Regions from separate parts of the Homo sapiens genome. Here region 1 is linked to region 2. The links are chromatin contacts, found by Hi-C in ENCODE. All regions are on one chromosome and are shown on one strand. The core of a region is the stretch at or near the end of the contact, and the rest is flanking DNA. Distances in the headings are between cores, read along the strand shown. Region 1 holds the start of ELL (elongation factor for RNA polymerase II). Region 2 holds the start of IER2 (immediate early response 2).

Region 1 (6,977 bases), core at 749-3,248, 5.4 Mb after region 2:
GAGAGGGGATGTAACCAATACCCTAAAGTAAAAATAGCAGTGTGACAGCATGAGGTGGACACACAGGCGGACCTTCTGGACTGAAAAGCAAGCGAGGGCAGCATCAGAGAGAAGGCGGAGCTCCTGGTTCCTAAAGCACAGAAGACAGTGGTGACCAGGTACCAAGTCCATCGTAGTTATATGACTCACGAGCTCTCCCCCAGCTGTTTCTAGGAAAGCCTGCCTTCCTGCAGGACAAGTCAGAATCGCTCAGGGAAAAAGACCCAGGGCCAGAATTCTACCAGGAAGAGAGGCTCTGGCTGGTCATGGGCCAGCAGCTGCTGTCGCTGCCACTGTCTCCTCCTCACCTGCAGGGGCGCCTTAGCCTCATCTTGGGGAGTCTTTTTGACAAGGTGCGAACTTGCTCTTTCAAAAAAAAATGAAATCCTCATTCCATGAAGGGGAAAACTGCGACACCGGGACAGGGAGGAAATTGCCCAAAGACATGGGAAGAAGCACGGAAGGGGTGGGCACCGGGAGAGTGGTGGAAACGAAACAGGGGGAAGAAATTCTCGGCTTAGCTAATGGAGCTGAACAAGTTCGGGGCAGGAAGAAAGCCACATTCCTTCCTAGTTAGTCTCCCTCCTCCCCCGCCCGCGGCACCCCCCCACCCCCACCATCAACAGTATACACAAACACACACACACGCAGGGAGCAGGGCTCTCTGAGCCCGAGACTAGACCCACCCCCACTCCCTTTAGGGCAATGAAGCCCCCAATTTCCAGAAAAGGAGTTACAAGGTTCCTAAACCACTTCCCCTCGGGACCTGACCACTGGTCATCTGCAACTTCTGACCCAGCACAGACGGGGGGAGGGGGGGCCATGACACAAACAGAAATGAAAAAGGCAGGTTTCTGACCACGGCCCCAGATGCGCCCCAAAGTCAGGCCCAAGAGAACATACACAGCAGCCTCCCCTCCCCACCACCAGCCAGGTGGCAGAACCGAAACGCCTCAAACTTCCCCCAGATGGGCCCAAATCGGCCTCTGAGAAGTTCCAGAGTCAGCGGCCAGATGTGGTAGCCAGAGCTTCCTCCTGGGTGGCAGGGATCCCCTACATGTGCCCTGAGGATAACATCACAGCCGCCCCCAACACTTCCACTCTCCAAGGAACCTCTCTCCGGAGAGAGAGGGTCACCTGGGGGTAAGGGGAGCAGAAAGCTGGGACAAGCTGTCAGTTTCTGCCCAAACTCCCCGTCCCAAGAACCAAAGTGGCCCAACCTGAGTGGCTTCATCGGAACGCGTCAAAGCCAGCCCCCAGCTGCAAAGCCTTCCACCCAGACAGAACAGACCCCCACAAGTGCCTCGCTGACCACCCCCTGCCGGGCACCCAGACGATCGCTGCTTCCCAGGAGGACAGACACAGTCACCCCCACCAACGGCGCTGCCCCGGCCCCAGATGGAAAAGCCCCCAGCTTCCCCCTATCACGGTGCCGGGACCGTGCGGCCCACCGCCTCCTCGCCCCGCCGCCAGGTGCGCAAACTGGACCCTGCCCAGGTGCCCAGCAGGCCAGAAAGGCCCCGGACGCCGCCAGGTGCCGACACCGACGCCCCCCGGGCCCGGCGCGCGAGTCTGGGCCCCTCAGCAGCCCCGGGCCACCCGCCTGTATTGCCTCCTAGTGCTGAGAAGGAACGCGGTTCTCAGCGCTCCAGGCCGGACTGGCGCCCACTCCGCGCCCCGCCGGCCCAGGGACCCGCGAGCAGCACCACAGACCTAGCGTCTCCGAGCCCGGACGCCTCAGTGAGGGGAGCGCGAGGCCGGCCCGCGTCCGGACGTTCCCCACTGGCGCGCCGGGCGCCATGCCACTCACCTGTCTGGCGCGGTAGCTCTCGAAGGCCCTCAGGGCACTGTCGGTGAGCTTCACGTGGAACACCGACACCTTGCTGCCGTCGCTAACCCGCCCGCACGACAGCCCGTAGCTCCTATCCTCCTTCAGCGCCGCCATCTTGCGACCATCTCTCCCCCGCGCCCCCTTCCCGGCTCCAGCGCCGCCACGCCGGCCACGCCCCGCCCCGCCGCCCGCTGACGCGCTGCATTATTCATGAGACGCGGCTGGCCACGCCCCCCGAGTCCGACCAAACCAACAGTCGCCGCCACACCGGCAGGCAGCGCACTACATTATTCAGGAGACGCGCCTGGCCACGCCCCATGAGGGCCCCACAAGGCCCACAGTCAACGCCCCAAGTTGTTGCATATTCATAAGGCACTTATGGCCCCGCCTCTTCAGGCCCTAGGGGTGGCCACTTCCGTGAACGAACTCCGCCTCAACACGCGCACCCCTCCAGGCCCCGCCTCCATAGTATTATACATAACCCTGACTCAGCCAGCCAGGCGCGTCAAAGCCCCGCCCCTACAGCCGCTGACGTGATGCATTATTTATGAGATCTCTACAGTCTTCCGTCTTTGGCTTCTGTGGAAAGCCGCAGAGAGGGCGTGGAGGGGCGGAGCCGGCTCGAAACACGTGGGTGGGTAGGCCCCGCCGCGGGCCGGGAGGGTGGGCGTGGCTATGTAAACGGAGCGCGCGCGTTGGACGCTGGGTTGGACACATAAGGCATCCCTTAGGCGGGGTGGATGGGACTTCCACCCAGGGAAGGTGCTGGACCGGTAGGTGGAAGAGGAGCTGGTAAACTTTTTCTTATGAGATGAGTACTTTTAATAGGATAAAATCCTACATCCCCACAGTCCCTGAGCGATGGTGCAGTCCAGCTTCATTTTCCTATTTTAATTTTTTTTTGAGGGGTCTTGCTGTGTTGCCCAGGCTGGAGTGCAATGGCGCCATCATGGCTCACTGCACCCTCGACCTCCTGAACTCAAACTGATCCTCCTTGTCTGGGTCTGCTGAAATGCTAGGATTACAGGAGTGAGCCACCAAGCCCAGACTTCCATTTTCTTTTCTTTTCTTTTTTTTTTTTTTTGAGACGGAGTCTTGCTCATCAGCCCAGACTGGAGAACAGTGGCGCTATCTCGGCTCAATGCAACCATCGTCTCCTGAATTCAAGCGATTCTCCTGTCTCAGCCTCTCGAGTAGCTGGGATTACAGGCGCCCGCCATCATGCCCAGCTAATTTTTGTATTTTAGTAGAGATGGGGTTTCACCATGTTGACCAGGCTGGTCTTGAACTCCTGACCTCAGGTGATCCGCGCGCCTCGCCCTCCCAAAGTGCTAGGATTACAGGCGTGAGCCACCTCCCCCAGTTTTTGTTTGTTTGTTTGTTTTTAGACAGAGTTTCGATTTCCTTGCCCAGGCTGGAGTGCAGTGGTGTGATCTCGGCTCACTGCAACCACCGCCTCCTGGATTCAAGCAATTCTCCTGCCTCAGCCTCCCGAGTAGTAGCTGGGACTGCAGGCGCCCATCACAACGCCCAGCTAATTTTTTGTATTTTTAGTAGAGACGGGATTTCACCATGTTAGTCAGGCTGGTCTGGAACTCCTGACCTCAAGTGATGCACCCACCTCGGCCTCCCAAAGTGCTGGGATTACAAGCATGAGCCACTGTGCCCGGCCAGCCTTCCATTTTCTAAAAAGCAACTTCATTGAGTCACATTTTACATATAAAATATATTCCCAATGCTGTGTAGCTGTCACCACTATCTAATTTCCGAGATTTTTTTTTCTTTTTCTTTGAGACAGAGTTTCACTCTTGTTGCCCAACCTGGAGTGCAACGGTGCCATCTCAGCTCGTTGCAACCTCCGCCTCCCAGGTTCAAGCGATTCTCCTGCCTCAGCCTCCCGAGTAGCTGGGATTACAGATGCCCACCACCACGCCCAGCTAATTTTTGTATTTTCAGTAGAGACGGGGTTTCACCATATTGATCAGGTCTCTAACTCCCAACCTCAGGTGATCCGCCTGCCTAGGGCTACCAAAGTGCTGGGACTACAGGCGTGAGCCACTGCGCCTGGCCAAGGGAGGAGCTGGCTTGGAGGGCCAACCAGCTCGCTCTGTGATCTTGTGAAAGGCACCTCCTGCTTCTGAGCCTCTGTGGATTCACTTCGGAAACAGGAAACAGCAATAAGAGCAGTACTCAGGACCTAGCAAGGTGTCTCACACCTGAAATCCCAGCATTTTGGGATGCCATGACGGGAGGATCGCTTGCACCCAAGGGCTTGAGACCAGCCTGGGTAACAGGGCTAAGCCCCCTCTCTACAAAAAAATTTAAAAAATTAAAAAAATTAGCCGGGCATGGTGGAGCACCCCTGTGGTCCCAGCTACTCCGGAGGCTGACATGGGAGGCTCTCTCAAGCCCATGGGAGGTTGAGGCTGTAGTGAACTATGTTCGCACCACTATATTCCAGCACTCCAGCCTGAGTGACAGAGTAAGACCCTGTCTCCAAAAAAAAAAAAAAAAAAAAAAAAAAAAAGCCAGGCCCCCAGTGGCTCACGCCTGTAATCCCAGCACTTTTGAAGGCCGAGGGGGCTGGATCATGAGGTCAGGAGTTCGAGACCACCACGACCAACATGGTGAAACCCCGTCTCTGCTAAAAACACTAAAATTAGCCAGGCATGGTGGCACACGCCTGTAATCCCAGCTACTCAGAAGGCTGAGGCAGGAGAATAGCTTGGACCCAGGAAGCAGAGCTTGCAGTGAGCCGAGATCGTGCCACTGCACTCCAGCCTGGGTGACAGAGCAAGACTCGGTCCCAAAAAAAAAAAGTATTTCTCCACGTCTACTTTACATTTGATTCCCCAGTGGATCTCAATGAGACCCCAGGAAAAATAAGGCAGAACTTATCAGACGTTGGCATGCTCTGCAGAAGTTTCTTTTTTTTTTTTTTTTTTGAGACGGAGTCTCACTCTGTCGCCCAGGCTGGAGTGCAGTGGCACAATCTCGGGTTCACTGCAGCCTCCGCCTCCTGGGTCCAAGCGATTCTCCTGCCTCAGCCGCCCGAGTAGCTCGGGTTACAGGCACGTGCCACCACGCCTGGCTAATTTTTTGTATATTTAGTAGACGGGGTTTCACCGTGTTAGCCAGGATGGTCTCGATCTCCTGACCTCATGATCCGATGATCCGCCTGCCTCAGCCTCCCAAAGTGCTGGGATTACAGGCGTGAGCCACCATGCCTGGCCTTTTTTTTTTTTTTTTTTTTTGGAGACAAGTTCTCACTCTGTCACCCAGGCTGGAGTGCAGTGGCATGATCTCGGCTCACTGCAGCCTCCAACTCCTGGGCTCAACCCATCCTCCCACCTCAGCCTCCCAAGTAGCTGAAATTACAGGCATGCTCCACCATACTGGGCCAATCTTTTGTATTTTTTGAAGAGATGAGATTTTTCCATGTTGCCCAGGCTGGTCTCTAACTCCTGGGTTCAAAAGATCCTGTCGCCTAGCCTCCCAAAGTGCTAGGAAGTGCTAGGATTATAGGCCATAAGCCACTGCACCTGGCCGTCTGCAGACATTTTTGTTTCTTTGTTTTGAGACGGAGTTTTGCTCTTGTTGCCCAGGCTGGAGTGCAGTGGCACGATCTCGGCTCACTGCAACCTCTGCCTCCTGGTTCAAGTGATTCTCCTGCCTCAGCCTCCTGAGTAGCTGGGATTACAGGCACACGCCACCACACCCAGCTAATTTTGTATTTTTAGTAGAGACGGGATTTCACCATGTAGGTCTCGAACTCCTGACCTCAAGTGATCCACCCGCCTCGGCCTCCCAAAGTGGTGGGATTACAGGCGTGAGCCACCGTGTCCGGCTTTGTCTGCAGAAATTTTTAAGAACTAGGTTACCCATGGCCAGGCATGGTGGCTCACGCCTGTAATCTCAGCACTTTGGGAGGCCGAGGCGGGTGGATCACTTGAGGTCAGGAGATCGAAACCATCCTGGCTAACACAGTGAAACCCCGTCTCTACTAAAAATACAAAAAAATTAGCCAGGCATTGTGGCAGGCGCCTGTAGGCCCAGCTACTCCGGAGGCTGAGGCAGGAGAATGGCGTGAACCTGGGAGGCGGAGTTTGCAGTGAGCCGAGATCGCGCCACTGCACTCCAGCCTGGGTGACACAGCGAGACTCCATCTCAAAAAAAAAAAAAAAGGAACTAGGTCACCCACAATATTGCAAGTGAGTTGATCACCCTGGGGTGCCCCCCGGACACATAGTCCACCTGGTGAGCTCTCTGATGGAAGCAGTGACCCCACCCTGCCCCTTACCCCGTGTGTGGTCTTGGACACATCTTGCCATCTCTGTTCCTCAGTTTGCTCATCCAGAAAACAGGGAGTGTAACAGCATCTACCTGATTCTTCTGTGACAATGACATGAGACAAGGACATGTGTAGCTCGCCCTGTTCAAGTGTTCCAGAATTGTGAGCTCGCGTACACATACAAAATTCCTTCCGCAGTGCTCACTTCCAATTCACAGCCCATGGCAAGTCGGGTAAGGCCCTCCTGAGTCACTGCTCAAGGCCAGGTATATGGGAGGTGTTAGTAAATGCTTTGGTATGAAAGACAAAGCCATCCCCGTCGTTCTCCAAAGGTACCACACATGGTCCAGCTGGCATACCTTGCACAGCTATGCCATCCACAAGGGATACCCTTCACCACCCATTAAAGGCATCCCATGCCTTCAACACAACTGCAGCGTCACACGTGCTGGATGCTCCAGCTCACCACCCACAACCAGCTCAGACCTTTGAGGATGAAGTGGCCGAGTGAATAACCACATTCAATTTCACACTCCTAGTCTGGCCATTCGGGGCCTCTCTCCTCCCCGTCCCCGCACCATGTCATAACTTGCATGTTCTAGGCAGCTCCGGGCCTATTTCTTTTTTCTTTTTTTGAGATGGAGTCTTGCTCTGTCACCCAGGTTGGAGTGCAGTGGCGCGATCTCAGCTCACTGCAAGCTCCACCTCCTGGGTTCACGCCATTCTCCTGCCTCAGCTTCCCATGTAGCTAGGACTACAGGCGTGTGCCACCACGCCCGGCTAATTTTTTTGTATTTTTAGTAGAGACACCACGTT
Region 2 (7,557 bases), core at 4,836-7,335:
TCTCCTCCTAGGGGGCGAGGCCAGCTCCAAAGTGCTTGGTGGCTCCCCAGGCTTAAGGGACCAGCCTGCCAGGGAGGGCTGGGGTCAGAGAGAGAATAGTAAGATGAGAACGAGGAGAAGCACCCCCACTAGCACGGCGATGGCACACCACTGTCGGCGGTCTGGGAACGAGAAGGTCAGGGGTCACGGGGAGAGGGTACCACCTACAACCTGCCCCCACCAGGACTGACCCCTCCCCTGAGGGGACTCACCACTCGTCATGTGGGATACTTTGGCCAACTTCCTGAGGACCCCGTCCATGCGGGACTGGGTGTGGTCCATCTCTTGGGCGAAGGCATCCAGCATGCTGCCAAGAACAGGATGGCATCAGCCCCAGATGGCCCAGACACACCAGGGTGGCCGAGAGCCCCTGGCCCACCCCCAGGGTCCTGGCCTCACATGCCCTGCTCGTCCAGCTCTTCTCCAACGCGGCCGGACATGTGCTTCAGAACCTGGATGCTCCCAGACACCATCTCCAGCTGTTGATCCTGTTCATCCATGATCAGCTGCAGAGCGAAGGGGTGGGAGATGCTGTTGAAAACGACCCCAGAAGGCCAGGCGCTATGGCTTATGACTGTAATCCCAGCACTCTGGGAGGCCGAGACAGGCGGATCACTTGAGGCCAGGAGTTCGAGACCAGCCTGGCCAACATGGTGAAACCCCATCTCTACTAAAAATATAAAAATTGGCCAGGCATTGTGGTGGGCGCCTGTAATCCCAGCTACTAGGGAGGCTGAGGCAGGAGAATCACTGGAACCTGGGAGGCGGAGGTTGCAGTGAGCTGAGATCGCGCCACTGCACTCCAGCCTGGGCGACAAAGCGAAACTCCATATCAACAACAACAACAACAAAAAGGGACCCCAGACCTCAGATCAGTCTGCAAGGCTCTCCCCTCCCAAGATCCACCCCGCTGGCCCCAAAACCTGCTGTGTGGCCTGCTGCTCCTCGATGTAGCGAGATGTGGCCGAGACTGCGCTGGCATCCAGCAGGTCGCTGGGTGACTTCTGGGCAGCTGGCTTGCCTGCGAGTATCTGCAGGGGCACACAACATAGGCTCAGGGAGAGACCCCAACTCACAGCGGGGCCTGTGGGGCAAATCCCCACGGTGGTAAGTCAGGGGGGCAGACTCTGGGGCAGGACAGCCTGCATTCCCCACTCACCACTTACTAGCAAGGTGACCCAGAGACCCCATCATTTGGCTTCCTTGTGCCTCAGTTTCCTCATCTGTAAAATGCAGAGAGCAGGATGGGGCATGGTAGCTCATGCTTGTAATCCCAGCACTCTGGGAGGTGGAGGTGGGCAGATAACTTGAGGTCAGGAGCTCGAGACCAGCCTGGCCAACATGGTGAAACCCCATCTCTACTAAAAATACAAAAATTGGGCCGGGCACAGTGGCTCACACCTGTAATCCCAGCACTTTGGGAGGCCGAGGTAGATGGATCACGAGGTCAAGAGTTTGAGAGCAGCCTGGCCAACATGGTGAAATCCCGTCTCTACTAAAAATACAAAAATTAGCCAGGCTTGGTGGCGGGTGCCTGTAATCCCAGCTACTAGGGAGGCTGAGGCAGGTCAGAATCACTTGAACCTGGGAGGCTGAGGTTGCAGTGAGCCGAGATCACACCACTGCACTCCAGCCTGGGTGACAGGTTAAGACCTTCTCTCAAAAAAAAAAAAAAAAAAAAAAATTACCGGGTGTGGCAGTGCATGCCTGTAATCCCAGCTACTTGTGAGGCTAAGGCAGCAGAATCGCTTGAACCTGGGGGGCGGTGGTTGCAGTGAGCTGAGATCGCACCACTGCATTTCCAGCCTGGGTGTCAGAGTGACCTTGCCTCAAAAAAAAAAAAAATAAAATAAAATGGGAAGAGCTAGAATCCGTGTTTCCTGGGTTGAAATGAGGATTTAAAGAATTAATTGATGGGGGACACTTACAGCAGTGCCCAACACATAGTAATGCTAGTAAATGTCACATTTTACTATTTGTTTATTTTTGGGGGGATTTTAGCTGGGATTACAGGCACCTGCCACCACATCCAGCTAATTTTTGTATTTTTACTAGTGATAGGGTTTCCCCATGTTGGCCAGGCTGGTCTCGAACTCCTGACCTCAAGTGATCCACCTGCCTCAGCCTCCCAAAGTGCTGGGATTACAGGCGTGAGCTACCATGCCTGGCCCAACAGATGTTTGTTTGTTTGTCTGAGACAGAGTCTTGCTCTGTCACCTAGGCTGGAGTGCAGTGGTGTGATCTCGCCTCACTGCAACCTCCACCTCCCGGGTTCAAGCAATTCTCCTGCCTCAGCTTCCCAAGTATCTGAGATTACAGGTGATCACCACCACGCCTGGCTAATTTTTGTATTTTTTGTAGAGACAGGGTTTCATCATGTTGGCCAGGCTGGTCTCGAACGCCTGACCTCAGGTGATCCACTTGCCTGGGCCTCCCAAAGTGCTGAGATTTTAGGTGTGAGCCACCGTGCCCGGCTCCAACAGATGTATTTTAGAGTTTGGACTTGAATTCCCCCAAGGCAGCACATCTGGAAGGCACGTGGGCACTGCTATGGGATGACAAACTGGGAGGAGCCTCAGTCCCCCACCCTCCCCGACCCCACGTACGCTTATGAGGGAGAGAGAAAGGCTGGTGGTTCTCAACATATGAAAAATATCAACAGAGAACACCAAGAGAAAAAGTGGACTGACAGAGGTGGTTGGGAGAAACACAGAAACACACACACACACACACACACACACACACACACGGCAGGCACATTACAGAGGAAACTAGCAGATATTAGGATATGAGGGGGGAAAATGCAGATACACTCAGAGGCCAAGTGCACGCACCCAAATAGGTTAGGTGCATGCACAGATGAAAAGGCGGGGGCGGATCACCTGAGGTAGGGAGTTTGAGACCAGCCTGGCCAACATGGGGAAACCCTGTCTCTACTAAAAACACAAAAATTAGCTGGGCATGGTGGCACACTCCTGTTGTCCCAGCTACCCAGGAGGCTGAGGCAGGAGAATTGCTTGAACCCGGAAGGTGGAGGTTTCAGTGAGTCAAGATTGCACCACTGCACCCCAGCCTGGGCAACATGCCAAGACTCCATCTCAAAAAAAAAAAAGGAAGCTGGCCGGGCGCGGTGGCTCACGCCTGTAATCTCAGCATTTTGGGAGGCTGAAGCTAGTGGATCACAAGGTCAGGAGATCAAGACCATCCTGGCCAACATGATGAAACTCCGTCTCTACTAAAAATACAAAAATTGGCCGGGCGTGGTGGCTCACACCTGTAATCCCAGCACTTTGGGAGGCCGAGGCAGGTGGATCACGAGGTCAAGAGTTCAAGACCAGCCTGGCCAAGATGTTGAAGCCCCGTCTCTACTAGAAATACAAAATTTAGCCACGCATGGTGGTGGGTGCCTGTAATCCCAGCTACTCGGGAGGCTGAGACAGAATTGCTTGAACCCGGGAGGCGGAGGCTGCAGTGAGCCGAGATCACGTCACTGCACTCCAGCCTGGGCGACAGAGCAACACTCCGTCTCAAAAAAAAAAAAAAAAAAAAAAATTAGCCGGGTGTGGTGGCATGTGCCTGTATTACAGCTACTCAGGAGGCTGAGGCTGGAGAATCGTTGAGCCCAGGAGGCGGAGGTTGCAGTGAGCCGAGACTGCGCCACTGCACTCCAGCCTGGCAACAGAGTGAGACTGCATCTCAAAAAAAAAAAAAAAAAAAAAAAAAAGGAAGTTATGTGCGATGGCTCACGCCTGTAATCCCAGCACTTTGGAAGGCTGAGGCAGGCAGATCAGTTGATGTGAGGGGTTTGAGACCAGACTGACCAACATGACAAAACCCTATTAAAAATACAAAAATTAGGCCAGGCGCAGTGGCTCATGCCTGTAATTCCAGCACTTTGGGAGGCTGAGGCAGGTGGATCACCTGAGGTTGGGAGTTCAAGATCAGCCTGACCAACATGGAGAAACCCCGTCTCTACTAAAAATACAAAATTAGCCAGGCATGGTGGCGTATGCCTATAATCCCAGCTACTCGGGAGGCTGAGGCAGGAGAATTGTTTGAACCCAGGAGGCGGAGATTGCGGTGAGCCGAGATTGCACCATTGCACTCCAGCCTGGGCAACAAGAGTGAAACTCCATCTCAAAAAAAAAAAAAAAAAAATACAGAAGTTACCCTGGCATGGTGACGAGCACCTGTAATCCCAGCTACTTGGGAGGCTGAGGCAGGAGAATCGCTTGAACCCAGGAGGCAGAGGTTGCAGTGAGCTGAGATCAAGCCACTGCACTCCAGCCTGGGCAACAGAACAAGACTCTGTCTCAAAGAAAAAAAAAAGAGTAAAAGGCAGGCATGCGTCCTGGAAACAGGTGCACACAGGACAAATGGCATGGAAGCAGAAAGGAGATAGGTACACAGGCCCCCAGCCCTCTCCTGCAACAGGAAACCAGTATAGACCCAGAGGACACAGTAGAGAGGAACCCACGGACATATACACATAGAGAGGTTCAGGTGCACACACCGAGAAAGTGCAGGCAGGTAGACAGCAAGAAGATAACTGCCCACAGAGAGGACGGGCACTGTCGCAAAAGGGACAGGTGAACACGCACAGAGGGATCTGGCTTGGTTACCCCCAGGGGCTCAGGTGGGCAGGGTGGGTCAGGAAGGCTTACCTCTCTGTTATTCCTCTCCAAAAATGCTACGGCTGTTGGGCTGACCATATGGTCCTTCATTTCCTGGAGGTAAGGACAGCATTAGGGAGGAAAGACACTCAGGCTGGGCGCGGTGGCTCACGCCTGTAATCCTAGCACTTTGAGAGACCAAGCCGGGTGGATCACCTGAGGTCAGGAGTTCGAGACCAGCCTGATCAACATGGTGAAACCCCGTCTCTACTAAAAACACAAAACTTAGCCGGGTATCGTGGCAGGCACCTGTAGTCCCAGCTACTCAGGAGACTGAGACACAAGAATCGCTTGAGCCTGGGAGGCGGAGGTTGCAGTGAGCCGAGATTGCAACACTGTACTCCAGCCTGGGCGACAGAGCGAGGCTCTGTCTCAAAAAAAAAAAAAAAAAAGAAAGAAAGAAAGAAAAAAAAACACACTCAAACCTTCCCCCACTCCCCGCCTGCAGGACCTTTCCTGACCTGGACTGCCTCTCGCATCCGCTCCACGAACACCTTTCTCTCCTGCAGGTCCCCGGCTGGGAGCTTGAACTTGCCTGGGTTGGCTTCCACTATACGTGGGCTGAGAGTCAAGGGTCAAGGCCGGAGCCAGATATCATCCCCGTCCCTAGGGGTCCAGCCCTACCCGAAGGTGGGCTGCCACCGCAATGGGCTCTCCCATGCCACCCTCTGCCACAAAGCCCCAGGATATCGATGGTCTCTTCCAGGTCCTCGAGGTCCCACTCGATGCTGCGCAGGCCATTCCGCAGCTCATTGGTCGTCCAGTCCAGCTCCTCGCGTCCGACCGCCGCGCTTTCCTGCAGGAGCTCGCACCAGCGCTGGTACAGCCCGCGGGCCGTGTTCACCGCCTTCTGCACCTCGCTGCGGGCAGGGGCACGGCGGGCGCGGCTGGGGGCAGGCGGTCCTCCCGCCTGCCTCTGCCCCCGACTGCAAACCCAAACGCATGGGGGACTCCGGAGACCCCTATATACCCCTGCGTGCGCCTCCCACTCTGCACCCCGACGGCCTTGCCCAGCCCGCCGGGCACGCTGGGGCCGGCACCCGGGCACTGGCTGGCTTGGGTACAGAGCACCCTCCGCCCTCCCCCGTCGTTGTCACTCACCCTCGGACTACAAAAAAGGGGTCTTCGAGAGACATGTCAGTCCCTTCCCCCCCAGGCCGAACCCCCCTCCCGGCCTGGGTTCGCGGGCTGGTTCCCTCCCAACCGAGGAGAACGCGCCGCCACCCCCGCCCCCGTCACGCCACCATCGAGAGCCGGACCGCCAGGGGAGAAAGAGAAGCCTCGGAGGCCCGACGTGCGGACACTTCCGCCCTCTCCTCAGCCATCTTGGTTGTGGGCAGAGGCAGCTTCCGGTGCACATGCCCCCGCCCCTTAGCCCTCTCGTGCCGCACCGTAGGGGGCGGTGTCGGAGTTCTGTCTGGGCCTATTCGGGTCCGAGTTCGGAATTTCGGTTCAAGGCCCAGTTCCTCGGATTGTTCCTGCGCAACTTCAGTTTCCCTTCCAGGCACGGGCAATGTAAATAATGATAGCCTCCCTCATCTCTGGCGGCTGGGTATTATGGCTGGGGAAGGGGCTCATTCGATTCGTTGAAGCTTTTCATGGACTCCCTGAGCTGGCACCTGGGAGATCGTCCCATCCCAGGGTCCCGAGTGTCAGGTTTGGCTAGGGTCTGGGGGAGAGGTGGTCCTCCCTTCTCCCTGCGGGGGCGCGGTGAGGAGCGGGCCTGCTCCTCCGGGGAGTTCTGCCGCATTCTCCCAATCTCTTTCCTGAGAAGTGGCGGAGTTGGGGGCACTTCGAGGTCGCCTTGGGGCGAGGTGGTCGTGAGGGGGTCCCAGATATGCCAGCAGCGGGGGGAGGTCACCTTTGAGAAAGTGCGTGGAGGTGGGTTTCTTCAGAAGCGCGGAGTCTTTCTGGGTGCGAGCCTGGGGGTAGCGGGTGGTGGCTTTGAGGATGGTCTCCAGGGGGGCCCTCTGTGTGTGGGGTCTCCGTCTGGGTAGGGGCCAGGAATATCAGCGGAGGGACTCAGGGTCGTCCCTATGTGTGACAGTGGCGCTGTGTGTTGGGGAGCTTCGGGAAAGCACTTTTTTTGAGTGATAGGGGGCCTGGTCTCCCCTGGAGGGTGGGCGGGTTATCTGAGGGAGTCCTCGGAGGGTCGCCCCCTTGCGCGTCAGAGTTGCTGCGTGGGGTCTCAGAGATAGCGCCTGGGCTGGGGAAATCATTGTGGGGTCTCCGTGGTAAGGTTAGCGGGGTGGGGACGGCCTGCGTCTTCGGCAGGTCGTCGCAGTCTGGCACCATCGTTGAATGGGGACGAGTTTGGGAAGGGTATTTTAGGGGGGAATAACTTTTGAGTTCCCAGCGTGCGGGGGAAGGGCGGGACGGGAGGGTGTCCCAAGGCCTGAGAAGATCAGTGTGGGGCAGGGGTCAGGAATAACCTGGGAGGGGGCCTTGTATGGGGGAAATAATTGGGAAGAGGAGAGATGGGATGAAGGGGGCCTCAGCGGGTCGTCTCCTGTGTATGCAGGGTCGTTCTGCAGCGTCTCTGGGAGATGGCGTCCCTGGGAGCCCTCAGGTCGCCCCTACCCGCTGCGGGGTGCTTTCCTGGCGTCACGCCTTCCTGGCCCCTGGAGGGAAGGAAGTGAAACTCTCCTCTTCCCCCACCCGGCTGGAATGCGAGTCAGGAAGCCTGGGGCTCCAGCCTGCTCCGGCTGCCCGGGTCGGGGATGGGGAGGGGCGTGGCCGGAGCGCAAAGCCCCGCCCCTCCGCGCCCCCCCCCCGGAAGCCCCGCCGCCGGCCGCTAAGGCGATCACGGGCCCTGTCCTAATATGGGCAACCGGAAGCGGCCCGC

What was found. Hi-C counts contacts between places; a loop is a spot of excess contacts on that map. Pooled maps may share reads with other maps.
Region 1: a loop to region 2 is called in a pooled map, with 12 times the contacts of the local background. The contact joins the promoter of ELL here to the promoter of IER2 in region 2. A Hi-C loop is called at or near these places in 2 of 37 single-sample maps with no recorded cell type and 5 of 50 pooled maps.

The regions. Positions count from the first base shown.
Region 1 is chr19:18,520,072-18,527,048 of GRCh38, forward strand. It overlaps ELL (elongation factor for RNA polymerase II), which reads right to left and starts at 1,999. Exons shown (of 12, transcript NM_006532.4): 1 at 1,850-1,999. The coding sequence starts at 1,984. RefSeq lists silencers at 683-732, 1,463-1,772 and enhancers at 988-1,503, 1,504-2,019, 2,163-2,492.
Region 2 is chr19:13,144,326-13,151,882 of GRCh38, forward strand. It overlaps IER2 (immediate early response 2), which reads left to right and starts at 6,086. Exons shown (of 2, transcript NM_004907.3): 1 at 6,086-6,227. It overlaps STX10 (syntaxin 10), which reads right to left and starts at 6,050. Exons shown (of 8, transcript NM_003765.3): 1 at 5,814-6,050; 2 at 5,403-5,572; 3 at 5,174-5,268; 4 at 4,704-4,766; 5 at 963-1,070; 6 at 439-545; 7 at 252-346; 8 at 1-161. The coding sequence starts at 5,848. The coding sequence ends at 85. RefSeq lists silencers at 5,561-5,610, 5,651-5,810, 7,361-7,557 and enhancers at 5,931-6,130, 6,151-6,220.